Regions from separate parts of the Homo sapiens genome. Here regions 2 and 3 are each linked to region 1. Evidence: chromatin loops called from intact Hi-C (ENCODE). Cell type or tissue: lower leg skin. All regions are shown on one strand. Each heading gives the region's core, and the rest is flanking DNA. Links, peaks and the distances in the headings are about the cores only.

What was found. Hi-C counts contacts between places; a loop is a spot of excess contacts. Peaks named below come from ENCODE experiments on the same cell type or tissue, not always from the same donor. Only the 100,000 strongest peaks of a DNase experiment are listed, where the experiment ranks them.
Region 2: it touches region 1 in a loop (3-fold over the local background); 4 of 110 quality-filtered maps call a loop at or near these places.
Region 3: it touches region 1 in a loop (2.4-fold over the local background); 25 of 110 quality-filtered maps call a loop at or near these places.

Annotation. Positions count from the first base shown.
Region 1 is chr18:11,649,939-11,660,580 of GRCh38, forward strand. MIR7153 (microRNA 7153) reads right to left here and starts at 5,003; the gene lies at 4,947-5,003. RefSeq lists an enhancer at 7,813-7,982 and a cis regulatory region at 7,898. In lower leg skin, for the core only: no CTCF peak of the experiment used is centred there; a DNase peak (open chromatin) is centred at 5,537.
Region 2 is chr18:12,051,587-12,062,228 of GRCh38, forward strand. It overlaps the pseudogene LOC107985122. Among named protein-coding and RNA genes, the nearest start is that of ANKRD62, 37 kb to the right of the region's middle. RefSeq lists enhancers at 7,406-7,947, 7,948-8,487, 9,030-9,569. In lower leg skin, for the core only: no CTCF peak of the experiment used is centred there; DNase peaks (open chromatin) are centred at 5,181 and 5,595.
Region 3 is chr18:11,710,324-11,720,965 of GRCh38, forward strand. The region is part of intron 1 of GNAL (G protein subunit alpha L); the gene reads left to right. Among named protein-coding and RNA genes, the nearest start is that of GNAL, 26 kb to the left of the region's middle. RefSeq lists an enhancer at 3,737-4,296. In lower leg skin, for the core only: no CTCF peak of the experiment used is centred there; no DNase peak of the experiment used is centred there.

The DNA.
Region 1 (10,642 bases), core at 1,623-9,622:
GGTCTTGTTTTCTGACATTCATATCCTGTGTACTCTCCTCCCCCGACAGTAAGTGGGATAGGCTGTCACTGCAGAAATAAATGAGTGTGTGATGTCCACATCAAGGGCATAAAAAGCAAGTTCTCACTCATTCTGGAAGAAACCAGCTGCCATGCTGTGAGGAAACTCAAGCAGCCCTGTGGAGAGATCCGTGTGTCAAGGAAACAAGGCTTGCTTCCAGCAGCCAGCAACAACAGCCAGCCATGCGAGTGAGGCATCCTGAAATTGGGTTTGCTGATTCCAGATAAGTCTTCAAATGACTGTATTCCAGCTGACATTTTAACTGCCATTTAATAAGAGACCCTAAGGCAGGACCACCCAACTAAATAGTCATGCCTTAATTCCTGACCCACAGAACATGGGTGACATAATAAATGTTTTTTAGTGTTTTAAGCATCTAGGTTTTAGGGTAACTTGTTATGCAGCAGTAAATAACTAATATATTTTGGAAGGTGGAGGCGGGATGTTACTGTAACAAAAACCTAAAATGTGGGAGATGCTGTGGATTTGGCAGTGGGAGGAAGCTGGCAGGACTTTAAGGAATGTTAATGAAAGCCTAAAGGACTTTCAAGGGACTGTTAGCAAAAGCATGGTGACATTTGAGAAGGTTGTCTGTGAGGGCTTAAAGGAAACTGAGGCGACTCATTGGAAACAGGTGGTTATGCAGTGGCAAAACGTATAGCAACGCTGTCGTCTACAGAATGTGGAAAATAGAAAATGTATCCTGTGAACTGAGTTTTAAAGGTGCCCCTGATTTTTTTTCCTGCTATTTATACTAGCAGGAACTGTTGGACATTCCCAGCCTCTCCATCTTCAGATGGCAAAGATGCTAAAGGTAAGAACTGGCTTCTTATCAAAGATCATACATATCCAGGGCCCTCTCAAGAAAAGAAGATCGAAAGATGACATCCAGTGTGTGACTGCAAAATCCCAAAGAACTGTTCAGTCAAACAGCAGGACTTCTGCATATGTTAAAGGTGTTGCCATTTAGCAGTCTCAGTAGCAGCCTAAAGGTAAAGAGAAAGATTTATTTTAAAGAGATTTACGGGCGTGACTTCTGTCAAATGGAATGAGCCCATCAAGGAGGCTCCCAGCTACTGGAAAAGAATTGCTTTGGCAGAAACACCAGCTTGGACTGAAAGGGACAGAGGTACAAATGAAAAGTGGCTTTGAACCCTCAAACATTTGCAGGCAGGAAGACTGAAAGACTACTCAGTTTCAAACGTAGTCTACAAAGGAGGAATGACGGAAACATGGAAATAAGGCCGGCAGGGCAGAGCCAAGAAGCAGGGAGACTCATTCCCAGACAGGAGTAGGACTGAGTCCTATTCACGTAACTTTCAAACTGTGCCCAGATGGATTTCAGAATTGGTATGGACCAGTGATTCCTGTACGGCTCCCATTTCCCCTCTTTTTAGACAGGAACGTCTTAGCAGCTATCTTGTGCCTGTCACATCATCATATGTTGGATGTGTGACAGGCAAATAATTTGTCTCTTTCATTCATAGATCCTCAGATCAAGAGAAACTGGATCGGAGTAGCCTCAACCACACTTGGGCCTGATTCAGATCTTGAGATCCTGGATTTTTCAAGGTGATGCTTTTACAGGATGAGACTTTGGGGGGCATTGAGATGACTGTAGTTTGCATGCAGGAAGGACATGAGTCACTGGGGGTGAGAGGGCAGACTATGGTAGCCAGTTTCCAAGAGAAACCCAATGCCCCCGACCTCCTGGTATTCATACCCTCATGTATTCTCTTCCAAAATGAGCATGGCTTAAGGGTGTAACCAATAGGATATTGCAGAAATCATGGAGTATGACTTCGCAGGCTAGGTAACAAAAGATATTTTGGCCTACCCTTAAGTTCTCTGGGATCACTCATTAGTGGGGTAACCAATGACCATGCCATGAGGACACGTCAGCAGCCCTGTGGAGAGGCCCATGCAGCAAGGAGCTAAGGGCACCTGCCGACGCCAGCCCCATTCCAGCCTGCCAGTCATGTGAGTGGGACATCCTGAAATCATTGCTTTAAGCATCCAACTCGTGGGGTGATTTGTTAATGCAGTGATAGACAACTAGTAGATTTTGGAATGCAGAAGAAAGGTACCTCAGTAACAAAAACTTAACATTTGGGAGAAGCTGTGGATTTGGTGGTATGCAAAAGCTGGAGTGTCCACCCCCTGTACAAAGCTCTCAGCCACTGTGGTGCTGGTGGGGTCCTGGCTACAGCTTCATAAGAAGTTTCTAGTTAAGCCACTCCCAAATTCCTGGTCCACTGAATCAGTGCAAGGTAATAGATATTGCTGCTTAAGACCACTGAGTGTTAGGTAATTTTTTTATGCAGGAATAGATAATGTTTCCCAATACAAAAGTATAGGGAAGCAAAGGGAAATTGGAGAATATTGAGGAATGAAAGCAGAGGTAGCACATGGGATTTAAAACAACCCATTGTTTTACATAAATGGGATCATATTTTATTTACTATTCTATGACATATTTTATACTTAAATTTTATGTAATTTTTTTCAGTAAAAGGAAATGACATGGCATTTTCATGATTTTTAAGAAAGGAATAGTTATTAAAATTTTATTGTGTGTGGTTTTCCTTTTTTTTCTTTTTTTTTTTTTTTTTTTTTTTTTGACAGAGTCTTGCTCTGTCACCCAGGCTGGTATGCAGTGACGCAATGTCGGCTCACTGCAACCACCGCCCCCCAGGTTCGAGTGATTCTCCTGCCTCAGTCTCCCAAGTAGCTGGAATTACAGGTGCACACCACCACGTCCAGCTAACTTTTTGTATTTTTACTACAGTTGGGGTTTCAACATGTTGGCCAGGCTGGAGGGCCCCTTGAACTCCTGACCTCAGCTGATCCACCCGCCTCAGCCTCCCAAAGTGCACCTGGCCTATGTGTGCTTTTCCAAACAGAAACATTAGTTCCAGTGAAAGAAAAAAAAAGTGGGGTACACTGCACCACCAGGAAAGAAATTTAAAGTATACCACAATCAAAAAAATGAATTAACAACCTTATTTTATTCTTAATAAATAAGACGAGAGGATTTTTTAAAAATCCACCTACACTCCTACCACAGTGATAGTTGGTTTTATTTTCCTCACGTTTTTTCCAGGTTTTACTCAAAAGTATTTGATTTTACACGGTTAAAATCAAACACACAAGTTTTATTCTTTGCTCGCTTAATGGTACATCTTACAGATTTTTCATGTTATTCCACAGACTTTACGTGTATCATTATTACAGATGTATGACAGTCCCTTCAGTTTCTTCAAAAATTTATACATTTCTCACTTTCCAGCCAGATGTGCAAAGAAAATGTGGGTTCTTTATCCTTTATAAACACTTGGATATTCTCATGAGCCCACTCCACCGGGAGTAAGGAAGGACACATAAACTTTGAACTTGAAACTTTATGTTACCACAGTCCCTGCCCAATTTCACGAGCTCTTGGGTGACTTCTGAGGCGGGTAAATAACGTTTCCTGCTTCTTCCACTCTCTTGCTCTTCTCCAAGAGGATGTGGGCCTGGAGTGGTGCCCATGCCTTCGCAGCGCTGGAGGCCTGTGCTCCTTCCATGGGTCCCCACCTTGGATCCTGTCCTGGGTGCACATTGGCTGGTTCCACTTAAGTGAGAGTGAAATGGAATCCAGCTGAGAAATGTGACTTTCCCTTTAGTACGGGCATCCCTCCCAAAGAGCCTGGCTGTCTCCCACTGCTGGCGAACCCCACCTCAGCTCCTGCTGTGCGGTGGGGCCTCTTGGCGTCCACTTGTTACATTGCAATCCCACCTGCCCCCAGTCCAGGCAGCTCACCTGGCCGCTCTCATCTGCAGGGCCCCTCCAACCCCACCTTGGCAGACTTCTAGGGCAAGCTCCCCAGCAAGTAGCTCAGATCTACCCTGCATCCCTAGGACGTCGGGGTCCCTTCCCACGCCACACAGCAGCTGATGCTGCTCTGGCACTCAAGCTTGTGCTTCATTTCCATTTGTAATCTAGGGAAGGCCCTTGCCCCTGTGCTCTCTTCGCAGGAATTCTGAAATGAGCAAGGCCAAATGCCCTCTTCCACAGGCCTTCTAGCCAACCCGTCTAAAGCACCTCCCTGCTGTGCTTCTGCATCCCTGCACCTGCCTCTTCTGCTCCCGTGGTGGCAGGATGGGGAGCAAAACCGAAAAACATCTGGGAAAGAACGCAAAGGAAGACAAAAAGCAAGCAGGACCCTTACCACAGGAAATAAGCAGCTGAAATGAAGGGGGAAACCAGGAGCATTGATCGAGAGCATGGGGAATGGTCTAGTGCCCCAAACAAAAAGTGTTAGGTGCCCACTGGCTTCAGCAACATGCAGGTACTGGGGGACCTTGAAATGATGCCGTTTCGGTGGAGTGGAGATGAGGAAGTCAGCCAGCCTGCAGTGGCTTCGGGAACAAGTCGAGGCAAGAAAGGAAGACAGTGGATGTAGACACTGCTTTCAAGAAATTTGACTGTGAAGGGAAGGAAAGATATGAGATATGGAATGCAGGTGGCAAATGCAGCATCCAGTATTTTGGCTTTTTGGTTGGGGCAAAGGTAAATTCAACACTGATGAGAGCCAGCCAGTAGTGAGGGGAAGGCTAGCAATTCAGACAGCGTCTTTTCTGCAGGAGGGAGGTAGGGTTTTCTGCTAAGAGAGTAAGCAGCAGGGGCAGGAGGATCAAAGGACCCGGGTACCAAGAAGTTTGGAAAGAGCTTCCATGCTTAATGCAGGAAAAGCGGAATGAAGACATACAAGAATTACCAAGGAGTGCTGGATGCGCAGACGGCCTCAGCCAGCACGAATTGACTGGGGCAGTGACCTGGAAGGAGATGGGTGCACCTGTGTGCTTCCCAGCAAATCCCGACTTCAGGGTCCGGTCACAGAAGTGGTAAACCGTCCATGGTGTGGATGACTTCGACCACCTACCACATTTGTCAGTTCTCACCACACCGAGCACAGGAGCTCGAGTAAACACGCTAGCTGGAATGTAAGCTCCAGGAAGGCAGGACGGTGCTGCCCACCATGACACAGCTGAAGGGTCCTTAGAAATCACCTAGTCAAACCACTCCATTGACAAGGAAACCCCCAGTTTGGAGAAGGAGGCCGGAGTCAAAGGCAGACCTCCTGAGCTCCACTCCCAGACCTTTCGCCAGCACGGGGTGACCTCCAACTCCCTCAGAGAACACAGCCCTCCCCCTTTGGCTTCCAGCTGGAGCGTGAATTCCCGAAGGACAGCTTCACTAGATGCCCAGATTTAGGAAAACTGTAAAGCAGAAATATCATTCCATTTTTAAAGCAACACAACCTCCCCACGTGATAGCTATTAGTAAATAGCTCACAGCTGCGAGGAGGGGCTCCAAAGGACACAACACCCTGTGCCATGGGGTTTCCACGAAGATACATTCCTAGGTGTGGGCACGGTACTCCTCCCCTCCCTGCGGCAACGCGACGGGATGGCACCGGCGCGCTCTGGGGTTCGGAACGAGGCCAGCAGGGGGCGGTCTACACCACTGAGTGTTTTCCCAGCTCGGTTTGTTGTTTGGAAGGAAATTCACGTGTGATCAATCACACCTTAAATATCTTCTGTAGCTATAAATATCAAACATATGTTTTCTAAATGGTTTACACTCCTTATCTCCCCTTTTATAAGTTCAATAGTAGAGAGGTCGTGGTGAGGGACAGAGAAGGAACACCAGACCTGGGTCCGCTGAAGAAACAAGCCCAACAGGAAACTGCCAGGCGAGACCGCTCAGTTGCCTCCCAAACACAGATGGAAGACAGGATTTTCTGGAATCACAGCAAAAGAAAAAAAAAAGCCTCAGCTTTGAACATCTCGACAGCAAATTCAATGTCTAGTCTTTATTATTGAGCAAGTTCCCTAAAACTTCAAAGAGGTAAGCACATCAAAAAAGTACTAAGTATGAAACCCTGGGAATATAAACACATAAGAGACATCCTCCTGTCTTTGAGGAACTGATAACAAAGGGGAAAGAAGATACTATCTCAGGAGTGCTCTGAGCGTGGTTAAGGGCGTGATTCATCCCTATTTAATCAATATAGCTAGGGAAGAAGATTCCAACTAAGCATGAAAGAATAGATGGGACTCCAACCAGATTGTGGAGCACTGGAAACCAAGATAGTACATGTAGCCATTTTTAAGTTTGAATAGCAATTATCTTTCTAGTACGTAATCAGGGTGCAAAGCTTATACCCCTCATAAAAGAGTTTACTGAAGTTCAGCTACAACTTCCAGGTCAACACTTCTCCCCAACCAACCCACCTTTTACTTTGTCCCTCCCCCAAGGGGCTCAGGCCCACTACTGGGGGTAACTCAGCAGGACATAAGCCAAAATTAGGCCATCAGTATCGTGCTTTGGAACGGATTTCATTCTCGATTTTTGAATCCCTTGAATCTCTGTGGTATTGTTAGGAAGGATGGTGTCCTTTATATAGCTTTCCATAAAAAGTGTCTGATTTGTCTGGATGTCCAGCACATTTTAACAAACTCAAGCCTCTAGACCTGGGAGCTGGACCATTGCTTCTACAACAAAGGCAAGTCAGACACAGGGATGGAGCCAGTTCCTCTGGTCTCATGTGTGTGGGGGCCTTCCTGTGCCAATGAATCTACCTCTACCACTCACCCCACCCTAGCTGCATCCCAATCAACAGACAGAGCTTGGTGTGGTGGCACCACCTGTAGGCCCAACTACTCGGGAGGCTGAGGTGCGAGGATCACTTGAGTGCAGGAGTTGGAGGCTAAAATGAGCTATGATCATGCCCCCCCTGCACTCTAGCCTGGGCAACATGGAAAGACCCCATCTCTAAAAAATAGATACAATACAAAACAGACACCAAAAAAGAAGCACCAGAATTTACTTTGTTCTAAGGGATATAGGCTTTGTCACTTCAACAGTCAGGTCATGGGAGTTCTCAGAAAGTGTTTTGACATTTGCTCCCTAGCAGAGGAAAGTCATTTGTGAAACTATTTTTAAACAGCAAAACTAAAAAGGTGGGGTGCCATCTCAGATGCTCATTAGACATTGAGTCCAGAGCTGCTTTGGGGGGTAAGACAGAGACACTGTGCTCTAAATACCAGCACAAGCATGAAGGACAGCGACCACAATCTGTGCAGCCAGTCCACTTCTTTAGGAAATTCGATTGTAAATACTTTGGAGCTGATGAGCTCTCCTGTGTCATCTTCATATCATGAAACCTAATAAAGGTCTCCGAATGCCTGCTTCCCCAGCACCTCCACACAGTAACAATTTCTTGCAGTTTCCATTTCCCTCAAACCTCCCACTGTTGCTGCCACCCTATGGAAGATGATCTTATCTCAAATACTTCAGAGAAAATCTGAAGACGCCGGTGAGGAATTCTGACGCATCCTGACGCCATTTCACCAGAGCCTGTGCGCAGCAATGCCACTCACTGCATCTTTTTTTTTTTAAAACTAAAACGAGAGCCCTTTCTTCCTATCAAAAGGCAGCACTTCTCTAGATGCTTCCGAGTAGCCCTGGCCCACCCAGCCTCCTCAGGCACTCCACTCCCTTTTTCCCTCTTTCTCATAAAACCTCAGCCTTTTCTCACAAAATGCCTCTCCATTGGCATCCGTGCCTGCTCTCCTTTGCCCCTGGGAGCCCCCCCCCCAGGATTTGGTCCCCTCCAGCTCCTTGCTCTCTCTTCCCACCGGAGCTTTGTTTTGATTCATCTGGCCATCCGTCCGTCCACTCTTCCTCAGCCCCACTCCTCAGCACCCCCCAGTCGGACATCCAGCCACTAAAACACTCTCCTTTAGGCCAGCAGAGGCTTGCGTGATGATAAGCCTGCCATCTTGCTCAGTTTCTTCATGGCTCTTGGAAGCCTTGCACACCGCTAAGCTTCTTGAAACACCCACTCCCCGGCTTCCTGAGGAACCACTCTCTGTTTACCCTCTGACCCTCTGGCCACATTTTCTGAGTTTCCTTTCAGAGCTCCTGCTCCTTCTCCAAGCCTAGTTTGAACATTGGAATTTATCAAAATCCTGCTTTCAACTCACTTCAGTTCTCACTCTGTGATCTCTCTTCAAAGGTCTCACCCACTCCCATGGCTTCAAACATGTTCACAATGCCAAATTTCCGTCTCTCGACCCAATCTCTGCTCTGAATTCCAGCCCTCCAGATCAACTCCCAACTGCACATCCCCGTGTGAAGGTCTCACATTGCCTCAACCTCAGAAGGTCCCAAAACCAGTGCAGAGTCAGCCTCCCCCCAACACAAGCTCATCCCACTTCACAAAATGGTTCTTCCATGGGAAAGTCATTTGTGCTGAGGACAAACTCATCCTTGATCCCTTTGTCCCTCCGCACTTGCATCCAACATGGCATTGAGTCCTACCCATTCTGTGTCCTAAATATATTTCAACCTCATCCACTTTTCTCCGTCTCTACTCCCTGTAACCTAACCAAAGCAACTATCATTTCCATGGCCTGACACTCCCAAGAGCATCCTACAGGCTTTCTTTCCCCCATCCGTGCTCCAAACAGCAGCTAGTTGGGAGAACATTACTTCCACAAACTTTTAAGTCACTGAAACCGTGATCTTCAGCGTGGTGTCAGGCCCCATGCAGTCTCACCTCCAGCCAGTCCTCCTCTGGGACACATGCCCCAGACACAGGGCTGTATTTTTTATTCTTGGGTGCCAAGCTTTCTTTGACCTGGGAGGTTTCTTTCATGGGTTTGCTGTATCTCTAACCCTCTTCTTTCCTGCCCTCCTAATTCCCTTCTCCATCTCTCCTTCCCTCCTCCTCTATCCAATCCAACCAGACCAATTCTTTTCGTACCTTAGAGTCTTAACTTGAATGTTTCTCTCTTAGGGACATTTTTCTGATGGCCAACATCTTTAGAAAAGTTTGTATCCTCTTATGTATTCATAACATTTCTCCAACTGTGTGATTGCAACTACCCAATTGTAATTAAGTAATTACTTGTTTAAAGTGACATCTGCCTTTCTAAATGACCAGCTCCGTGATTTGTACATGGCTGGGCCTGTACATGGCTGGGCTCACCATTGCTTCCCTCCACCCTAGAGCAGGTCCTAACACTCTCAAGCCAGTAAATATTTGCCGAATGAGTTAATGAACCCTCAGCTCCAGCTATTGTGTGAGCAAGAGTTGCATCACACCTTCTCATGCACCTCTTCAGAGCCTCAAGGCCTCATGAATCCTTAGTCCAGCTCTTCATGGGCTCAGGAGGATGGTTGCAAGTCCCAGTCTGCCCAGGAAGCACTCCCAGTCACCCTTGTTGCCCTGGCATAATTATTGCGACGCCCCCCCACCCCGGTTCACTCTCAAAGTGCCCTGGTTTGAACTATAAAAAATAGGCTCAACGCATGCTCTGATGGGCCTGATGCAGGCACAGTGTGAAAGAGGCCACATGCCTCTTGCCCCCAATGCTGGAGAGGTCACTGGTTGACACCACAGGTGATCTCACCCCTGGGGTGCATGAGTCCAAGGGTAGGGGAGTTAGCATCCCAACTGGAGAGGAGAGCCAGTCCAGGAATCCCCCTTTTTCCATGGCAGAGGAGGCATCCCCGGAACGAGGTTGGTGTGGCTTCTCAGAGCCACAGTCCCAAGCTCCCTGATATGAGCTCTCTCCCTATCTCTCTTCTTTATCCCCACCCCTCCTTCCTTCTGCATCAGGCTTTGATTTCTGGAGAACCCAGATTAAAATGAGGATTTACTTCCATGTGGCCCTAAAGGAAAGAATTAGAACTGAAGAGTAGGAGAGCAGGAACACGAGAAGATACATTTTGGTTCAATATGCAGCCAACCTGACAGAAGCACACATATGGAATTATCTTCCTGGGGGAAGAGTTCTCTGTCATTCATAGGTGTTCAGACAGAAGCTAGACAGTCACAGACAGGACTATTGCAAGGAAGAGCTCAGTATCCGATGGGGCTGGGTTAGCTTTTCATTGCCTTCCTATTGAGGATTCCAAGATGCAATATTTAATGAAAAGTTATTTCATATGTCTACCTTGCTTAGAGAAAGTAATTGAAATGTGGAGAGAGATTTAATTGGCAAACCTTATCCAAAGTATTGTTTCCCATGAATAGTCTGGCTCACCATGTGCTCAGAGAAGGGCAAAATGGCCAGAAGATCCTGACTTAACATTGAAAAAAGGTACAATTATCCCCAAACATTTCCAGCTGACATAAATATGCACACCCCATCTAAAAAGTACAGCAAACCTGAAAGCCCCATTGGCTGATACTAGTAACCCATTTCTCTGGAATCAGATGATTTATTTTCCTTTGAATGTATCATTTCTGAAGTAATAGGTTAATATTATTTTTAAGTTAATTTTTTTAAAGGTCTGTCTGAATGTTCAAAGATAAAGTTCGCATCACCCTCCCATACTGGCAAGATAGAGTTTGGTATTGTTTTCAAATACGAAGTCACTTTCCTTCTCAAGGAACTGGCCTGGGAGTGTCTCGGAGAAGTTAAATGCAGTGTGGGCTCAGCCACAAAACCGAATAATGCCACTGCAACAACTTGATTCTCAGGAGGGAAAGAAGACTGGCTCGGAGTACATCGGTGGCTACGG
Region 2 (10,642 bases), core at 1,850-9,849, 400 kb after region 1:
GTATGGTATATCTTTTTCTATTCTTTATCAACTCATGTTGTTAACTATGTTATGAATTTCCTATAAATATTTTAGAATTATGTTTCTTGTTCTTTCCACTCTGTCAATTTGTATTTTGATACACATTGATTATTTACATTTAAGATAAATATTGCTATGTTAGGCTGCTATTTTATTTGTTTTGTTTTCTCGGTTTTTCATTCATCTATTACCATTTTCTTATTTTCCTGTTGGTTATATCAACATTTTTTAGATTCCATCTTGTTTATTTGCAGTGTTTCTAAGCACAATACTCTTTATCGTTTTCTTAGCAGTTCTAGATATTAAAGTGTGCATATGTAACTTATCACAGTCTATTAGTCAGCATTTTACCACTTCAAGTGAAATGTAGAAAGCTTCATTCTACTTAGATCCCTTTACCCTCCCCCCTTTTAAATAGAATTAAGTATTTCCTCTACATACAGAGCATTTTTCTCCAAACATCAAATATGATGTCAGAAACTCATGAGAAACAGATTCTATTACATTTCCCCCTATTTCTGCCAACCTCCAATGTTCTTTCTTTCCTGTGTTCCCAGCCTTCCTGCGTTATATACTTTCTATTTAGAGAACCTCCTCTAGTCATCTTTTTAAAGGTAGGTTTGCTAGCAACATTTTCTCTTAGTTTTCCTGTCTGGTAAGCTTTTTATTTCCCTTTGTTCATGAATATAGTTTCAAAAGATAGAGAATTTTGTTATGGTTCTTTTCTTTCAGTATCTGAGAAAATGTCCTACACTTCCTTCTGGCCACCATGGATTCAGATGAGAAATCTGCCATTCTTTTATGTAGGGAATGTGTTATTTATCTCTGGTTACTCTGAAGATTTTGTCTTTAGTTTTCAAAAATTTAATTATGATTTGCCTTCACCATGGATTTATTTAAAATTATCTTATTTGATGTTATCTCAGATTCTTGAATGTGTAGTTTCATAACTTTTGCTAAATTTGGGACATTTTCAGCCATTATTTTTTAAAATACTTTAAATACCTCTCTCCTTTCCTTCTGGTACTCTGATGTTACAAATATTCGTTATATGGTTATCACCCCACTTTCTAAATATTGAGAGAATCAAATCTCGTCTCATTCCCTTTAGGCCTTTCGGTTTTGTCCAAGCCACCACAATCACTCAGGAGGGAAACGACCACAGCTCCTTAATGAGCTCTATATGTTATGCCCTGCCTAGTATTTTCTCTATAGAGAAAATATACAGAAATATAGAGAAAACTCCCATACAAACATAAACCAGACGTTGCTCATTTGTTGAAAATCTACCACTAAATTAAGAATAAAATGAATTTACTGAATAAAGCTTACGATAGGCTCACCTTTGGAGTCTACTGCCTCCTGACATCACCTCCTGCCTTCTCCCTTCAGCCACTGCGACTTTTTTTGTTATTCCTCAAAACCACCAAGCACATTCCTGCCCATGGCTAGCAGCTGCTGTTACCCCTGCTAAAAAGAGGCAGAATCCTCATGTCTCACAGTCATTTCAGTCAAATTTCTGCTCTTCTGTTGATCTCAGTAAAGTTTCCCATGACTATTCCTTCAAGAAGCCCACTCAGTCTAATCTTGCTTTATTTTTTTTAATAGTCTTTAAAACCACAGAACATTTAATATACATGAACATCTGTTTATGTGTTTAGTGCTACTTCTGTGAATTCATTTAGAGGCAAAAAATTATCAAGTCTGCACAACATACCTGAAACGATTATAATTTCTGGAAATACTAAGATTACTAAAAACCTTCTTGTATTCATGGAGCATAAAGTCTGGTAAGAAAATATGTTACAATGGTGAAAATACACAGAAGATTGGCTAATTCTATAAATAAGGAAGTAAGTTGGTTCTGTTTTGAGCTTCACTGAGGAAGCACAGCTGTTGGTTGAAGTATTAGTATGCTGTGTCCTTCATAAGCACAGAGCCATGGCACAGGCAAAGGTGGGGGCCTCCAGCACGTAAAAAATTAGCAAAAGGGCAAACAGCACAGGAGATGAGAATATGGCCTGGTGCCTTCATGAGAAAAATGGCCAGGGAAGTATTCAGGGAATGGGCTACAGAGCAACAGACTCCAAAGCATTTGATCATTTACTATTTTCTAGAATATTATTCAGCATTACAGATTTATATTTAAAAATTATAAAAATAAATAATAAATTCATTTATTATAAATAATTCTTATTTGGATTTTAAAATGAAGAAAACAGCCTAATATTTTATTTATTTTATTGCAATATGTATTCTGGGTTCTAATCCTTTAATTCAGAGACAATAAGGATGTGTAGAAAATGGAAAGATTTTTGAACTGTTATACTTGAAATTTCTGCAGAGTATATAGGAGATGACCAGTTGGATCTTTCTGAAGATCCTCTAAGTGTACGCCTCTTCTAGGGATCACTGCTATGGAAAATGGAGAGCAGAAGGTGAGACGTAAGCATAGAATGAAATCACATTGCCAGGTTTCCTCTATAGAAGCAATTCTCTTGAGAGAGGAGGGAATAGATAAAGTATAAAACAAGACCCTTTACATAAACTACTGTAGTTGAAACTGGGATGAAAATAGGGCACTGATAATAGAAGACAGAGAGCAGCAAAACGTGGGAACCAATTCATGGAGAGGAAAAAATGTTTCCTCAGGTGATCCCCATGAACAGTGGCTCAGATACTAGAGTCACAAAGTAAGCCAGGAAAATCAGGGAAAAATAGATTAAACACAGTATTCCAGCAAGATGGGTCTTAAATATACTAAATTCGAAGCATAATATGGAGATCAAGAATGAAAATAAGGATTTGAGAGACATTGATAATTTAGTGGTGTTCAAGCCCATCAAGAGTGAATCAGAAGGTTGTGAGGGAACTGAGAAAAGAAAATAATCAGGAATAGAATCTGAGGGTAAATTGGCTTTTAACAGGCTTAAAAAAAGAATAGGCCATGGAAACCATGATGGAATTTTCTGAAATGTGGAAATATAGGTAACAATAAATAGTTTTAAAAACCAAGAGATGATCATAGGATCATATCAGTAGATGCAGAAAAGCATGAGAAAAAACTCTTGGCTAACTAGAAATAGAAAGGAATTTTCTAAATGGTAAAACGATGTCTACAAATGTCTACAGCAAACATCAGTACTTAGTGGTGAAATATGGAAAGTGTTTAACTAAAAAACTAAGACCGAGATAAGGATGCCTGCTATCTCCAATTTTATTCAATATTATTAAAAGTTCTTACAATAATAAAGTAAAACAATTATGTACACAGAAAGATACAAATAAAAATATAGTTTTAGAAACAGATTATGAATTCAATACAACAAATGTTTGGTATTTCTAGTTAAGGTAGTGTGACATAGGTGTAAGGATTTTCAAATGCATCAACAGAACAGGAAAGAGAGAGTTCAGAAATAGATCCACATGGATATGGACACTTGATTCATGACAAGGTTTCAGAAAAATAATAATTTCAATAAATTGTTCTAGGTTCATTATAATGAGATTTATTGCCATCTTAAGTGTAAGCAAAATCCATCTTAGACAGTGTACATATCTAAATTTGGAAATTAAAGCAAAAAGTTTTAGAAAATGCCATAAAAAGTTTTTCTTCATGACTTCAGAATAGGCAAAGACTTCTTAAACAGGGCACAAATTACATCAACCATACTCTATGAAAATTAAGAACTCATTTTATCAAAAGATAAACAGAATAAAAATGCAACCCAGAGTGGGAGAAGATGTTCAGAAAACACATATCAAAGAATTCCTATTCCGAGCATAGAAAGAAATTTATCCTTAACACAGTATGAAATTATCCCACTCTTACCTAGCAGAGAAATAAATTGTATAAACTAATGATAGAAGTAGGCCGTCTCAACAGCCAAACTGACAGCAAACATTTCAAGAGAAACTATGAAAGTCAGAAGACAGTGCACAAATTTTGAACAGGTAACTTGTAAATGAGAAAATCAAAATGTAATGACATTTTAAAAAGTCAAAAAGGCAACCAGAAAATTCTAAACCTTTCAAGGACACTCTTCTAAAATAAATATATTTTCCAAATAAAGACTGAAAAAAAAAAAGTGACAACAGTAAACAACGCACAACAAGAAATACTACAGTTCTTCATGTTGGAGAAAAATAATATTTGATGGAAGAACAGAACTGCAGGATGGAATGAAGAAACCTGAAAAGGAAATTCAACGCAACTACAGTAATGTCTATTAGAATCTGACAATCGTAAAAACCAAGTATATCAGAACAATGGCAAAAAAGGCAGGATAAGGGTAAACAAAGTTAAACTGTTTTGAGAGTCTTACACTGCCTGTGATGTAGAAAAGTCCTGTTTCCTACATCCTAGTTTAAGGTAGAGAAAAAAAGTTGAAAATGAATACTGTAATAACCAGAGTGAACACTACAAAAATATAAAATGGTAAATGAAGAAACTACTAGACATAAAATTAAAATTTATAAAATGCCTGTCAAGAGGAAAATGGAAGAATAAGTTATATTTTTTCCCCGTTTGCTATCCTTTATTAAAGGGCCCACATCCTCTTGGGACTCCAGCCAAACCAGTCAGGTCCCCAAATATAGCAGGAGGCCTGGAAGGGGAGGGGAATGACTTATGATCCCACCATGCCTCCTTAGAAACAGAAACCACCACAGACAGCCAGACGGACAGAGGCTGGGGAGAGCTTGTCTCACTCTCAGTCCTCTTACCCTTTCCCCTACTTGAAAAGAAACTCAAACACTGGCTATGCAGCACCCTAGCCCCCACCTCACCCATAGCAGCATTTGTGGGACCCGCTCCCTTGCAAGGGGTGGCCCCGAGGCAGCTTCCTACCTCTCCCTTCACTTTGGTTTGCTCCTGGCAACTCCGCGCCCTCTTCCTCAGCCTCCGCCTCGGTCTCCCCCATGTCTTCTATCACCTGCTCGGACCTTCTCTCTCATCTCCTGAGCCTCCCTGCCCCAGTGCTTCTGGGGGAAGCAGCATCTCAGGTGTCTTCCCTTCTCCTAGCAAGGGACTCCACCAGGCCCTCTGCCCAGGATGTGGGACTCACACAGCCGCCCCACTCTCCTTGAGGTCAGGGGCAGAGCGCTGCCATCTCATTTGTGGGGGAGTAGTGTATGGGGAGTAGCGGGGTCTTGGGGGCCGCTGGGCTGGGTACAGTTGGGGCTGCTGAATGTAAGTTGTGCTTTTTGGCCTAGAAGTGCTGGGGTTCAGGCTGTGCAGAACCCGCTCCCCAGGATTGGCCCCCTTCCTCCAGGGAGTTCCTGCGGAGATGGTGGGACCTTCGGGGACTTGGAGGCCTGCGGGCAGGGGTGGCTGGAGGGGGAGTGACCTCCTCAGGGGGAAGGGGTGGAGCTGGAGCCTCCCCGCTCCCCATCCCTGGCCAGGACTCCAGTGCTGGGCATTGCTCTTGAAGGGGAAGCGCAGCTTGCATCGTGAGGGGTTACAAAGCGGGTTGGGGGCCTGTGCAGCACCCCCGCTCCAGCCCTCACAGCGCTGCAGTCCCTGCAGCTGTAGCTGCTCCTGCTTAAGCCAGCAAAGGTGACCTCGATGGAAGGCAGGGTCCTCCTCTATGAGCCGCGACACCCACTCCCAGCTTGACAGTGGTGGTGAGGGGGACCAGGCTGAGGGCATGTGGTCACTGGGGGCTGCCTCCTCTCATCCTTCAGGTGGGGCCCAGTGGAACTCACCACCTTCTTCATTCTCATCCTCATGATCCTGGGCCAGGGGGATGATCCTCTCCATGCAGACCATGCGGTCCTGCAGCGCCTGCAGCTCCCAGTCCTTGCTGCTGTTCTGCAGCTTCACCTGCTGCAGAATCCCCATGAGCTTGCAGATGTGGGCCTGGAGGTCCTCCACCTCCACCCCTCGGGTTCCCTCCTCGCTGCCACCACCACTGCCAGCTCCACCTCCTTCCTCCTCGCCCACGGTGTCCCAGAAATCCCGGGCCACAGCCCTCCAGGCATCTCTGGGGCCCTCTGGCTTGCCATAGGTGTGACACAACTCCCACACCTTGAGGGTGGCCAGGGCCTCAATCTCAGCCTGCCCGTGGTGGAAGTAAGCCAGGGCCAACTCATAGCAGATCTTCTTCACCTCCTGCATCTTCAGGTCAGGCATGGTGGCCCAGCGGGGGTCTTTGCCTTGCAGCCTTCGTCAATGGGGGATCTGATAAACTCTGCAAGGGGCGCTGCGCTTACCACCACCAACCACAGTGAGGCGAGCCGCTGGGCCGCAGGCTCTAGCCTCCAGCAGCTAGCCAAGGAGGAGCTCTTGCTGATGGCTGCCTCCTACCACTCTAACCATACTGCGGTCTCTGTGGCCATCTTCTTTGACTACAAGGGAATAAAACTAGATATCAATAAGAAGAGTAATTTTGGAAACCATACAATCACATGGAAGTTAAACAATACACTCCTGAATGAATGACTAGTGGGTCATTGAAGAAGATACTAAGATGGCAATTGAAAAATTTCTTGAAACAAATGGTAATGAAAACATAATATACCAAAACTTATGATACACAGAAAGCAGTAGAAAGGCAGAAATTTTTAGCTGTAAGTGCCTACCATCCAAACAGAAGAAAAACTTCACATAAACAATACATCTTAAATAACTAGTAAAGTAAGAACAAACTAAACCCAACATAAATAATAAAGATTGTAGCAGGAATAAAATTGAAATGAAAAAAATACACAAGATTAAACAAAAAGTTGGTTTTCTGGAAAGTTAAACAAAATTGACAAACTTTTAGTCAGGCTAACTAAGAAAAAAGAGAGAAGATTCAAATAAATAAAATCAAGAGACAAAAAAAGGAGACATTACAACTGATACTTCAGAAATTCAAAGGATCATAACTGGCTATTTCATAGGCCAATAAATTGGAAAGCCTAGTAGAAATTGACAAATTCCTAGATTCATGCAATCTACCTAGGTTGAACCATGAAAACATCCAAGACCTGAACAGATCGGTGGTAACAAGTAATCAGATTGAAGCCATCAGGAAAAGTCTCCCAGTAAAGAAAAACCCAGGAACCGATGGCTTCACTGCTGATGGCTTCACACCACACATTCACAGACCTAGTACCAATCCTACTCACACTACTTTAAAAAACAGGACAGAATACTTCCAAACTTACTCTATGAGGCCATTATTACCCCGATACCAAAATCAGACAAAGACATGAAAAAAGGAAACTACAGGCCAGTATCTCTAATATTGACACAAAAATCCTCAACAAAATACCAGCAAATCAAATTCAGCAATACATTAAAAAGATAATTCATCATGATTAAGTGGGATGTATCCCTGGGATGCAAGGGTCATTCAACACACAATCAGTGTGATACACCATATCAACCAAATAAAGGACAAAAACCATATGATCATGTCAATTGAAACTGAAAAAGCATTTGATAAAATTCAACATTGCTTCATGCTATAAATCATCAAAAAACCAGGTACAGAAGAAACATACCTCACTATAATAAAAACCACATGAGAGAGACCCACAGCTAGAATCACATGGAATGGGGATATATGGAAAGCCTTTCCTCTAAGATCTGGAACATGATAAGGATGCCCACTGTCACCACTGTTATTTAACATAGTACTGGAAATCCTAGCTAATGCAAAATCGTAGCTAAAGCACACCCAAACCTTCCCCTTCCCTGCACCGTGGGCATTGCAGCACCCCATAGCCCGCTCAACCCAAAACCCCCCACCTGCCCCCGCGGGCAGTGCAGCCCTGGATAGTACCCTTAACCCACCTCACTGCTGCCGGCAATACAGTCTGGGATAGCACCCCCAACCTGCTCCCTGCAAAGGGCAGTGCAACCCTGGATAGGGCCCCCAACCCACCCCCTGGTGCAGGCAGCACAGCCCCAGATAGCGCACCCAACCAGCCACCCAAGGCAGGCAGTGATGCCTGAGATAGGGCCCCAACCCACCCCAGGCTGCGGGCAGTGCGGCCCTGGATAGCGCACCTACCCCTTTGCCTTTCTCTGTTCTGGCAGACTGCAGTGTCTGTCCCTGTCACCAACCGCAGCAAGGCGAGCCAGCAAGGCAAGCCAGCGAGGCCAGCCATAGTCCCGCAAGCTCCAGCCTCCAGCATGCAGCAGAGGGCATCTCCTACTCCAAGCTGGGAATGCAGCAGCTATGGCGTGACCCCTTAACATGCTTTATATACCAAGTTTATAAACTACATGTTCTGATTGTAATGAAAGGAAAACAGCTAGGCCAACTCTGATTGGACTTTATCTTCTCGTTCTGATTGGTTATTCTAAGACTTGCTCTCATCCAATCAGAACATGAAAATAAAGTTCAATTAGAATAGGTCTAGCAGTTTTCTCTCATCCAATCCAGGAACCTCACTTGCATAACCTCAGTATATAATGCATGCTAAGGGGGAGTCCCGCCGTAGCAGGCTGTTCTTTGTCAACCTGTCCAGCCACTCAGTTTGCAGCTTAGAGAAGGTGGAAGTGGACTCCCCTGCCACACTCTGGAGGCTGGAGCCTGTGGCACCAGGGCTTGCATCTGCATGGTGTGTGACGGTGATGGAGATTGCAGAGCGTATGGAGTGGTAGGAGGCAGCTGGCAGCGAGAGCTACTTCCATGCCTGGCTAAAGGAAGAGAGGAAGGAGGCACCTACTGCAGGCTGGAGGCTAGAGCCTACGGGACTGCGGGTGGCCTCACTGACTCACCTCACTGGCTCGCCTAGCTGGGGTTGGTGGCAGCAATGCACACTGCAGCCGGCCAGAGTATAGAAAGGCAATGGGGTAAGTGCACTATCCGGGGCTACACTGCCCACGGCCGGGATCTGGTTGGGGTGTTATTCCAGGCAGCACCACTTTAGGTGTATTAGGGTGTTATCCTGGGCGTCACTACTTTAGGTGTGCTATCTGGGGCTGCACTGCCCACTGCGGGGGGCGGTGGGGGGGTGGTTGTCAGCACTATCCTGGGCTGTATTGCCGGCAGCAGTAGAGCTGGTTGGGGGCACTATGGGTGCTACACTTCCTGCAACAGGGAGCAGGTTGGGGCCACTATTGTGGTTACACTGGCAGCGGTGTAGGGGTGTGGGGACTGGTCGGTCGGGGCTCTGACTGATCCGGCTTCTTTGCCCACAGCGGGGTGGGGATGCTATCTGGGGCTGCACTGTCCATGGTGGGGGGCTTATTGGGGGCGCTATCTGGGGCTGCAAGGCCAATGGCAGGGCATAGGTTAGGGGCAGTATCGCATGCTACATGGCTGGTGGCGGGGGTGGGGATGGAGAGGTTGGGGGGTGCAGGGAGGTGCTTGGTGGGGGGTTTTCCAGCGCTATCAGGGCCAGACTGCCCATGATAGAGGGTGGGTTGGCTGCACTATTGGGCGATTCACTGCCCATGGCAAGGGGTAGTTTGGGGGTATCCTGCCAGTGGCAGGCGGGGTGGTGAGGTGGGTTGTGGGCACTGGAGGGGGACTGCACTGCAGTCAGTGGGGGTGAATTAGGGGCACTATCAGCGTTGCACTGCCTGTGGTGGGGGTTGAATTTGGTGCGCAGTTGGGGACTACACTGCCGGCAGTTGGGGACTACACTGCCGGCAGCGGCATATGGGATAGGGGCGCTATCAGGGGCTACGTTGCCTGTGGTGGGGTGCGGGTTGGGTGTGCTATCCAGGGCGTCATTCCCCGTGGCTGGGGGATGGTTGGTGGTGCCATCCACTATCTGGGGCTGCACTGCCTATCGCAGGGAGTGGGTTGGGGGCCTTAAGGATCTGTGGCTGCACTGTTCATGGCGGGGAGCAGGGGCGTCACTACCTGCAGCGGTGGGGGGTGGTGTTGTCTGGGGGTCCTATCCGTGGCTGCATGGCCCATGGGAGGGGGCAGGTTGGGGGAGTTATCTGGTGCTGCAACGTCCGAGGCGGGGATGGGTTGGAGGCACTGTTGGGTGCTAAACTGCAGTGGTGAAGGCCGGGTGTCAGGGGTGCTATCCTGGGGCCAACAGTGGGGTGGCGGGTTAGGGGTACTATCAGGGGCTGCCCTGCTGGTGGTGGCAGAGGTTGCAGCAACAGCAGTGGCCTCCAAGGAAGGAGCCTTCCTCCTCTCCCCGGACTCCAGACTCTCGAGGGTGACCTCCTCCTGCTCCTGCTCGAGCACAGGGAGTGCATAGCGTTTCCATGGGAATCCTGAACATGGCAGGGCCTCCATACCCGCTGTGGTTCTGATGGCCTGGGGCTGCTGCTCACCTCGCAATGGTTGGTGGTGGCTACGGAGACTGCAGTGCGCCAGAGTGGTAGGAGGACTGCTGGCTGCAGCCGTGGCAGGGTTGGGGCTGCGGCGGTGGCCAGGTGGTAGGAGCTTTGTAGCTCGGGCCAGTGCATTGAGGACAACAGTAGCGATGGTTGTACTGACATTAGTGCTGGTGGGGACAGCAGCAGCAAGTCTAGGGGCCGGGAAGGGGCAGTAAGAGCACTGCAGGGCCTGCCCGGCCAGGACTTGGGTGGGTAGGAAGCTTCGGGTGCCTCAGTGGAAGCGAGGGAGGAACAGCCAGGGCAAGGAAGAGTCCTCCCCCTTCTCCTGCAGTCTCTGGAGGGAGCCCTCCTCTGCATGAGCCAGGTGTGAGTGTCAGC
Region 3 (10,642 bases), core at 1,667-9,666, 60 kb after region 1:
TGTTATTGATGACGCAGTTTACATCTTTTTATGTTGTGTATCCATTAACACATTTTTATATAGTTAGTGTTAATACTTTGTCTTTTAACTTTTAAGTTAGAATTAAAATTATTTACATATCAACATTACAGTATTCTATGTTTGTCTACATATTTACCTTTACGAATGAACTTTATACTTTCATATGCTTTCTTGTTGCTGTTTAGTATGCTTTCATTTCAACTTGAAAAACTCTCCTTAGCATTTCTTGTATGTCATATATGGTGGTGATGAATACCCTCAACTTTTGTTTGGGAAATTTTTTCTCTCTCCTTTTTTTTTTTGGAGGATAGTTTTGCCAGGTATAGTGTTCTTTGGTTGGCACTTTTTTCTTTTAGAACGTTGAATATATCATCCCACTCCTTTCTGACCTGAAAGATTTTTGCTAAGAAATCTGCCAATAGTCTTATGAGGGCTTCCTTTTATGTGACAAGTTCCTTTTCTCTTGCTGCTCAAAAAATTGTCTTTGACTTTTGACAATTTGATTACAATGTCTCAGTATGAACTGTTTTGTTTTGTTTTGTTTTGTTTGAGATGGAGTCTCGCTCTGTTATCCAGGCTGGAGTGCAGTGGTGTGATCTCGGCTCACTGCAAGCCCCACCTCCCGGGTTCACACCATTCTCCTGCCTCAGCCTCCCGAGTAGCTGTGTCTACAGGCGCCTGCCACCGCGCCCGGCTAATTTTTTGTATTTTTAGTAGAGACGAGGTTTCACCGTGTTAGCCAGGATGGTCTCGATCTCCTGACCTCGTGATCCACCCACCTCAGCCTCCCAAAGTGCTGGGATTACAGGCGTGAGCCACCATGCCTGGTCCTCAGTTTGAACTACTTTGGCTTTATCCTGTTCGTGATTCATTGAGCTTCATGAATCCGGATATCCATTTCCCTCTCCAGATTTGGGATGTTTTGACCATTATTTCTTTTAATAAGCTTTCTTCCTCAGTTTCTTTCTTCACCTTCTAGGATTCTCAAAATGTATACATTGATTAGCTTAATGGTGTCCTATAACTTCCTTAGGCTATCTTCAATTTTTCATTCTTTTTTTTTTCCTTTTTACTCTTCTGACTAGATAATTTCAAATGACCTGTCTTTGAGTTTGTTGATTCTTTCCTCTACTAACTCAGGTCTGCTCTTGAGCCCTGTAGTGATTATTTTCAGTTCAGTTAATATTCTTCAGCTTTACAATTTGTGTTTTGTTCTCTGTTTTATAGTTTCTATTTCTTTGTTGATATTCTAATTTTATGCATACATAGTTTTCTGATTTCCCTCAGTTGCCTGTGTTCTCTGGTAACTCTCTGAGCTTCATAAGATGATTATTTTTAATTCTTTGTCTGATCTCTGTCTATAGATCTCCATTTCTTTAGGGTAGGTTACTGGTGATTTGTTTTGTTCATTTAGTTGTGTCCCATTTCCCTCTTTCTTCATGTTCCTTATAGCTTTATGTTGGTATCTGTCCATTTGAAGAAACAGCCACCTCTCCCAGTCCTTATGGCTTTAGCAGGGAAAGATCTTCACCAATCAGCCTAGCTATAGATTCTGGGAAGCTCTCAAACTTTTTCTGTGGATGTGTCTTCCCTGGACTTGTGCATTTTAATTATAGGGATTTACTGGTTTCTTTTTTCAGGAGCCCATAATCTCTTGCTCCTTCTGGTGTCTCACTACTATACCATAGGCCAGGGTGCCCCACTCTTCTCCCTCCCTCCGTGGGGAGAAGTCATGAGTTTTGCACCTTTTCCCAATCAGCCAGAGCTGTGCTGGCCACAGCAAACCAACTGCCCCTTTTCTTTGTTCTTAGCTTTCCTCAGGCATTTAAACTATTCTTTGTCCCTCAGCACGCTGGGTGAAGCAAGATATAAATTGGTCCCTTGGGCAACACATAAAAAATTCAGAGTTGGATATTAATTCCACTCTCTCGGGGAGAGTGAGGCCAGGGTGGTCTTTCTGGGCACTGTGCTGTGCCAGCTTGGGGGCAGGCCCGACGTGCATAAAATTGAATTGCCCTTTTTACCTCTTTTAATGCAACTGCTTTGGCTTTTTACTTATCTGGAGTACTGTGACTTCTTAACTGGATTCTAGAGCTCTCATAAAGGTGTTTTGGCCCATATATTTTGTTACATCAATTTTTCAGCAGGGCAATAAATTTTTCAGCGGGGCTGGGACTTTCTATTTTGCCATCTTGCTGACATCACTCTCAAAAATAAAATTGTATTATTACATAATTTAAACTCAAATAGAGACCAAAGGATGGTGTGTGAACATTTATAATTTTTTTCTATAGAGTTACCAGTCCAGTTGAAAATCTCTGATTTCTCTCCCTGTCCCATTTACTCCTTAATCCTCCCTAGCAAGCACGGATTCTTAGTTATTCAGTTCTCCCTCTACAGGAGCAGAGGACGTGATTAGACCTGGTCAGGTCTCTCAGAAAAACATATCTACAAGGTGAACAGATTTTTTCCTTGCTCGTAGTAGCTGCCTTTCACAGACTACATTCCCTGTGTCATTCACTAGCCTATGTTTCCTTCATCCTACCTGAAACTCCCTCGTGGGCAAGGGATGAGAGAGGTGAGAAAAAGAAGGAGAGAGAAGGACCCCCTCCCAAGTCAACTGGGAATGACCAGTCTCTGATGTCCCCAGCCCATGAACACCATATGGGGCAACTGCGCTGTTTGCAGAACACTGTGAAATGCTGATATGTTTAATTCCTTCATGCTAAGAACAATTTTATCAATGAAAACTGTGTCCACAAGACATGTGTGTACAACACGAAGTGACTTCTGTGAGCACAGGGAGAAAACAAATGAAGGCCACCCAAATGAGAACAAGCAGAGGCTATTTATTTAGAACTTGCTATAGCAAAAGAGTCAGTGACCATCACTTGTGTTCGGCAGACTCAAAGACAGGCAGATGAGTGGGAAAGCTTTTTAGTGGAAAAAGGAAAGGCTTCAGATATTCCCTGATTGGAGGCTGTTGGCGTGGGGAAGCTGTAGGCTGGCTAAGTGCAAAGGGGACATCCCATGCAATTGGTTAGCAGAGCATCTTTGGGTTTCTCCAGTTGGTCCTAAGTAGGAGCAAAAATTAAGCAAGTTGATAATTATTAGTCAAGTTGTGGCCATTTGGAGCCAACTGTTACAAAGGTTATTGTTTGGCTTCCTGGAGTGGTTGCTGTTGTACTGGATACTGTCAATAATAGGTTGCCATCCTAGGCCAGTTGCTGCAGGTTGTGGGTCAGACTATATATATTTTTATATATAGCCTGGCCATTGCCTGTTTATATATTCAGTCCCTCAACACATATCTAGAGCGAAAACAATCATTTAAAAATAAGCAGAAAACCTCTGCTATACAAGGAAAGAACAGGCTGTAGAGCCAGGACCTGACTTGATTTCTGGCTCTGCTACCTCTGGCCGGTCACTGAGCACCTCCGAGCTCCCTTTCCTGGAGCATAAAATGAAGATGGGAATGTCGTCCAGAAAAATTGTTATGAAAATCTGCAAGGTGAGACCCATGCACAAAGCATGGTCTGGTGATTGGGGTCTCCTGCCCTTTTCCTGTCACTGCCAAGTTCACACTGAGGTCTAAAGGGCGAGGCCTAACACCTTCTCTGTCCTTGACACATTTGCATTTTATCAGGGATAAGGCCCAGGTTTGAAAAAAGGGAACAGCTTCAGAGTCGTGGGATTCTCAAGGGGCATCTCCGATGCCAGCAACTAAACTGCATCACAAAAGTCAGGGAAGCTTGGATTGTAGTCTCTCCCACCCTTCCTATAAATACTTCTCTTCCTGGGGCCTGCCCACTAGGTACCCCTGCCATATTCCATCAGTGAAACGCATGAACCAAAAAGTATTTGAGACAGATCTCAGTCGGTTTAGTTTCATTTTGCCAAGGTTGAGGACAGCCCAAGGAAAAAAGACACAAGTCACAGTAGGATTTGTGGACTGTGCTTTTTCCAAAAGAGGATTTTAAGAACTTTAAAAAGGAAAGAGCAGACAGGAGGGGAAGGAGGGAAGAAAAAAAGGGACAGTAGGTGCTGAGGTGAGTGGTCACAGTCTTGTGAGGCTTTGCTGAGCGCTCGCTGAATCCACATGTGAAAGGAGGGGTAGAGGTATGTTAATTATGCGTTTGTCTCACGCTCAGTAAATCTGCATTTTATATGAGATAAAGTAAATGTAGAGTAGAGGAAGAGGTCAAATACACATTTCTCTCAGAGGGATGATTTCTAGTCTTGTCTTTGTCCTGTACCTGTGAAGATACACTGTTAATTTATATTGTCAGGGTGAAACAAAACAAAACTCCGTTTTAGGGCTCACAAAGAATTTCCTTGTGAGCAGTTAGTGAGGGAGGCCACCTGGGGAGATAGGTGACCTATCTTCTGTCTTTGTAGCCATCTGTTTAGGAACAAAAGGAAGGCAGTTTTTGTATGATTCAGTTCCCAAGTGTAACTTTCCCTTTGGCATAGTGAGTTTAGGGTCCCGAGATTTTATTTTCCTTTCACATTAAGGATAGCTAATGCTGGGTGTGGCGGTTCACACCAGCACTTTGGGAGGCCAAAGCAGGTGGATCACTTGAACTCAGAGTTCAAGGCCAGCCTGGGCAACATGGTGAAACCCTGTGTCTACAGAAAAATACCAAAAAAAATAACCAGGCATGGTGGTGCACACCTGTAGTCCCAACTACTCAGGAGGCTGAGGTGGGAGGATTGCTTGAGCCCAGCAGGTCAAGGCTGCAGTGAGCCATGATGGTGCCACTGCACTCTGGCCTGAGCAACAGAGTGAGATCCTGTCTCAAAAAAAAAAAGAAAGAAAAGAAAAGATAACAAGGCCGGGCGCGGTGGCTCACGCCTGTAATCCCAGCACTTTGGGAGGCCGAGGTGGGCGGATCACAAGGTCAGGAGATCGAGACCATCCTGGCTAACACGGTGAAACCCTGTCTCTACTAAAAAAATACAAAAAATTAGCCAGGCGTGGTGGTGGGCACCTGTAGTCCCAGCTACTCGGGAGGCTGAGGCAGGAGAATGGCATGAACCCGGGAGGCAGAGCTTGCAGTGAGCCGAGATCGCGCCACTGCACTCCAGCCTGGGTGACAGAGCAAGACTCCATCTCAAAAAAAAAAAAAAAAAAGAAAAGAAAACAAATGAGCACAGGGATTGCTAAGCGGGTTGCAAGTTTAAATAAAGTGGTCAGGAAGGCTTTGTTGAGAAAGTGGACATTTTAGCCAGGGTGTGGAGGAAACAAAAGAGGGGACCAGGTCATTCTCTGGAGAAGAGCATTGGGATATGGAGAGCCAGGTGCAGATGCCCTGAGGTTTGCATGAACTGATGTGTTCAAGGAATAAGCCACAGGCCCATGGTCAACCAAGTAGGAACATATAAGGCAGTAAAAGGACCTTGGGTTTTACTTTGGCTATTTATAATAATCCAAGCAGCCAGTAGAAGCTGGGAGCAGGGTGGTAGTAATGGACTGATGAGAAGTGGTCAAGTTCTAGATAGATTTTGAAGGCAAATTAACAATTTGCTAATGAACATATGAAAAAAAAAAAGCTCAACATCACTGATCATTAGAGAAGTGCAAATCAAAACTACCATGAGATACCATCTCACACCAATCAGAATGGCTATTATTAAAAAGACTACTATTAAAAAACAGATGCTGGTAAGGTTGTGGAGAAAAAGGAACGCTTATACACTGTTGGTGGGAGTGTAAATTAGTTTAACCATTGTAGAAAACAGTGTGGTGATTCCTCAAAGACCTAAAAACAGAACTACCATTCGACGCAGCAATCTCATTACTGGGTATATACCCAAAAGAATATTGATAATCCTACTGTGTCCGGAATTGGTGGGTTCTTGGTCTCACTGACTTCAAGAATGAAGCCGCGGACCCTCGCGGTGAGTGTTACAGTTCTTAAAGGCGGCATGTCCAGAGTTTGTTCCTTCTGACGTTCGGATGTGTTCAGAGTTTCTTCCTTCTGGTGGGTTCGTGGTCTCACTGGCTTCAGGAGTGAAGCTGCAGACCTTCGCGGTGAGTGTTACAGCTAATAAAGGCAGTGTGGACCCAAAGAGTGAGCAGCAGCAAGATTTATTGCAAAGAGTGAAGGAACACAGCTTCCATGGTGTGGAAGGGGACGGGAGCAGGTTGCCACGGCTGGCTCTGGCAGCCTGCTTTTATTCTCTTATCTGGCCCCACCCACATCCTGCTGATTGGTAGAGCTGAGTGGTCTGTTTTGACTGGGTGCTGATTGGTGCATTTACAATCCCTGAGCTAGACACAAAGGTTCTCCACCTCCCCACCAGATTAGCTAGATATAGAGTGTCCACACGAAGGTTCTCCAAGTACCCACCAGAGTAGCTAGATACAGAGTGTCGATTGGTGCATTCACAAACCCTGAGCTAGACACAGGATGCTGATTGGTGTATTTACAAACTTTGAGCTAGATACAGAGTGCCGATTGGTGTATTTACAATCCCTGAGCTAGACATGAAAGTTCTCCACGTCCCCACCAGACTCAGGAGCCCAGCTGGCTTCACCCAGTGGATCCCGCACGGGGGCTGCAGGTGGAGCTGCCTGCCAGTCCCGCACGGTTGTGCCCACACTCCTCAGCCCTTAGGTGGTCGATGGGACTGGGTGCCTGGAGCAGGGGGCGGCGCTGGTCAGGGAGGCTCAGCTTTGCAGGAGCCCATGGAGGGTGGGGGAGGCTCACGCATGGCGGGCTGCAGGTCCCCAGCCCTGCCACGCGGGAAGGCAGCTAAGGCCCAGGGAGAAATTGAGCACAGCAGCTGCTGGCCCAGGTGCTAAGCCCCTCACTGTCTGGGGCCGGTGGGGCCAGTGGAGCCAGCCGGCCGCTCCCAGTGCGGGGTCCGCGGAGCCCACGCCCACCCGGAAGTCACACTGGCCCTGTTCCCCCGGCACCTCTCCCTCCCCGCCTCTCCCTCCACACCTCCCCGCAAGCTGAGGGAGCCGGCTCTGGCCTTGGCCAGCCCAGAAGGGGGCTCCCACAGTGCAGTGGCGGGTTGAAGGGCTCCTCAAGTGCCGCCAAAGTGGGAGCCCAGGCAGAGGAGGCCCCGAGAGCGAGTGAGGGCTGTGAGGGCTGCCAGCACGCTGTCACCTCTCACTACCATAAAGACATATGCACACGAATGTTCATTGCAGCACTGTTCAAAATAGCAAAGACATGGAATCAAACTAAATGTCTGTTGTGGTAGACTGGATAAGAAAAATATGGTACATATACACCATGGAATATTATGCAGCCATAAAAAAAAGAACGAGGTCATGTCCTTTGCAGGAACATGGGTGGAGCTGGAATCCATTATCCTTAGCAAACTAACGTAGGAACAGAAAACCAAATACTGCATGTTCTCACTTATAAGTGGGAGATAAATGATGAGAACACATGGACCCATAGAGGGGAACAATACACACTGGAACCTTTCAGAGGGTGGAGGTTGGGAGGAGGATCAGGAAAAACAACTAATGGGTACTAGGCTTAATACCTGGGTAATGAAATAATCTGTACAATAAAACCTCAAGACACAAGTTTGCCTATATAATAAACCTGCACATGTACCTCTGAACCTAAAATGTTAAGAAAAAAAAGAAATCAGTCTTAAGCAAACATGCTAAACAAGTCTACTAGAAATAGGCATATGGATTGCTTGTATCTTCATATTACATGACAGTGTTAGAAGATAATCTAATTTACTACTAAGAAATACAATCAATTATTAAATAAATAATGTTCCAGACAAAATACCTAGCAGTTTAAAAAAAAAGTTGCATTCTTTATCAGATTACCAAGGTAATACATGTTCACAGGGGAAAATTTGAAAAGTAAGGATAAAGAAGAAAAATGAAAAGAATCTTATGTGACATAATCATTTATTCTTACATTTTCTTAAATTTTTAGTGCAAATTGTCATTCATTTTTCAAGAATCTGAAAAATGACCGGCATTTATCGTTATCTTTAAGGTTAGATATTGACATTTGATTTAAGTCATTCAGAGACAATCAGCCATAATGCAAGTGTGCTATATAATCAATACGGCAGAGTCAATAGGGTCAGGGATTTTACATTCTGTCTTTGTTTCAAAGTTTTGGTAATATAATGCACCGTTTATTTTTCTAAATATGACTATAAGTTATTTAAATGGAATAATGTTTATGAAAGACCTCTCAACATCCTTTATAAAATCATTCACAGATTGATCTCTTATAGCCAAAAAATCAAAGCTGTACATGAAAATGGATTTTCCCCTGCTCTATCTACTTTGAAATAATGATTAGATCACAAGCATCTTCTAGCTAAGGTTTCAATCACTTTACCTCCAGTGGATATTTGTTCTCAGTGTTTCTCTGAGCAGCATTAACAATTGCCCTAATAAACCAGTTCTAAATGAGAGAACTGCACTGTACTAAGATGATGATCTGTGACTTGTTTTATTCCTCCTAGTAACTATATGTAGTGAAGAATGGTTAATGTGTTCTTTTCTGGCTTTTTTTCATTATAGTTTGTCTTAATGGTCTCAAAATGTCATGATGAATATTTTGTCAAGTTGTTTCCATTTTTAAAGCCCTGACTTTATAAAGCAAATTTAATATGAATTTTGTGTACCATGAATTAAATGGTACACAAACTAACAAAAAGAAAATAAAAAATTTGCTGATGAATTGGATGTAAATAGGAGAGAAGGTGAGGAGTCAAGGCTGATTGTCATTTGGTGGGGACGGATAGAGCTAAAATGTATTGAGGACCTCATATGTGTACTATATATTCTCCAAACATCACAACTATTTAAAAACATTATAACTACATAAATAGTTGAAACTGTTGTGTCTGAATTCTATCATTAAAAAAAAATGTATCCTCACAATTTAAATGAAGACACCAGTCACGTGATGGTTGAGGATTGAAGGAGTGGAGGTGTTTGATGTGGATTTTTTTTTTAATTTATCTTCTTTACAAATGACAGGAAGACTGACAGCAGCAAAGATGTATTGCAAAACAGTCAGGGTTACCAGAGAGTCATGTTATTATAAAAGGTACCTAGTATTGCTGTATTTCAGCCTGAGTTTAGGTGGATAAAATCCAAGGCCTCGGTTTCTTCCTTTGATGACACTGGCATTTTATTCAAACAGAGGGAAACTGAGACCATCAGGCAGCTGACAGCTGAGCCTGCCTTAAATACAAGTGGAAGAAGAAATCCACGAAAATCTGGGTTCCTCTTATCTAAGTCATGCAATCTGTTGATACTAAATTGCTTGCGCCCTGGATGTGTAGTTGGGTTGTAGCTTTTGGAGACAAATCCAGCACACCTACTATTCCTTGAAGCATTTGAGTGGCTGATGCCTCACCCTGGAAGAACGGAAGCAGGCTGTCATGGACAGTGCAGAGCTGCACTCACACCATGCTGCAGCAGCCATGGACAGTGCAGAGCTGCGCTCACACCATGCTGCAGCGGCCGTGGACGGTGCAGAGCTGCGCTCGCACCATGCTGCAGTGGCAACATCAAGACATTTATAGCAGCATGTGTGTGTGCCAGCAATAGAGTGCAAGAGACAGATGTCCCTGGGAGGTTGGTGGACCACACAGCATACCTACTTGCTGTTTTGGCTTATGTTCCACAGCAGGGCTCCTCAACCTTTAATGAACATTTGAATCCCCAGGGATTTTGATAAAATGCAGATTCTGATTTAGTAGGTCTCAGGTGGGGCCCACAATTCTGTTTTCCTAGCAAGCACCACATGATGCTTATCAGGCTAGACTGTGAACTGTATTTTGAATAGCAAGGTGAGTCTAGACCAAGAGTTAGCAGACTGTTTCTGTAGGATGAATAGTTTAGGTTTTATAGACTAAATGGTAAAATCAAGGATTATTATGTAGATACTTACATAAGAGGAGAGAAAACAAATTTCCACCAAATTTTTATTAATGAAATCTAAAACATAAAACAAAAATAATTGTGTACAATTTTTTGTAAGATAGGTCTACTAATAAAAAGAATGCAACTGTTTTGGGGGAGGGATAACATTTCACTAAATTAATGTTCAAAGTAAGTGCTCCCATTATCAAAATCAATAGCAGATGTCATCTGTCAATGCTGACTTGTAGTGCGACGTTATGTGTTTCATCTTTGCAAATGTCTTTTCACTCAGACAGATACTGCCAAATATGGATGTCAGTCCACAAGCTTGTGATTTTTAATTGAGCATATTCATCATTTGGAAGACATCTATAAATTGTGTTTGATTCTTCTCTTGATATCTGCCTTCTGGCATTGCATAACATTGCAAACTAACCACTTCCAATTGAAGTTGAAGTGGAAGCTTCTCAATTGCACAGTTAAATGGATGTCGAAATTTGGAAATTTCCTTCGTACTTTTGTCAAGTTGTGAAAAGGCTCCTGGAATTGTCATTTGAGCTTGGAAAATATTTCTGCTGCAAATTTGTGTGGAAATGGAGAGCTCACTTCCTGTTTTACCTTTTGACAGCACAGGAAGTATGCAAAGCACCTTGACATTGTTTATGATTCAAGCAACATTAATGTCCCTAAATAACTTTATTGCAATATAAGATTTGCATACAGATGCAATTTTACCTTATAATTTTA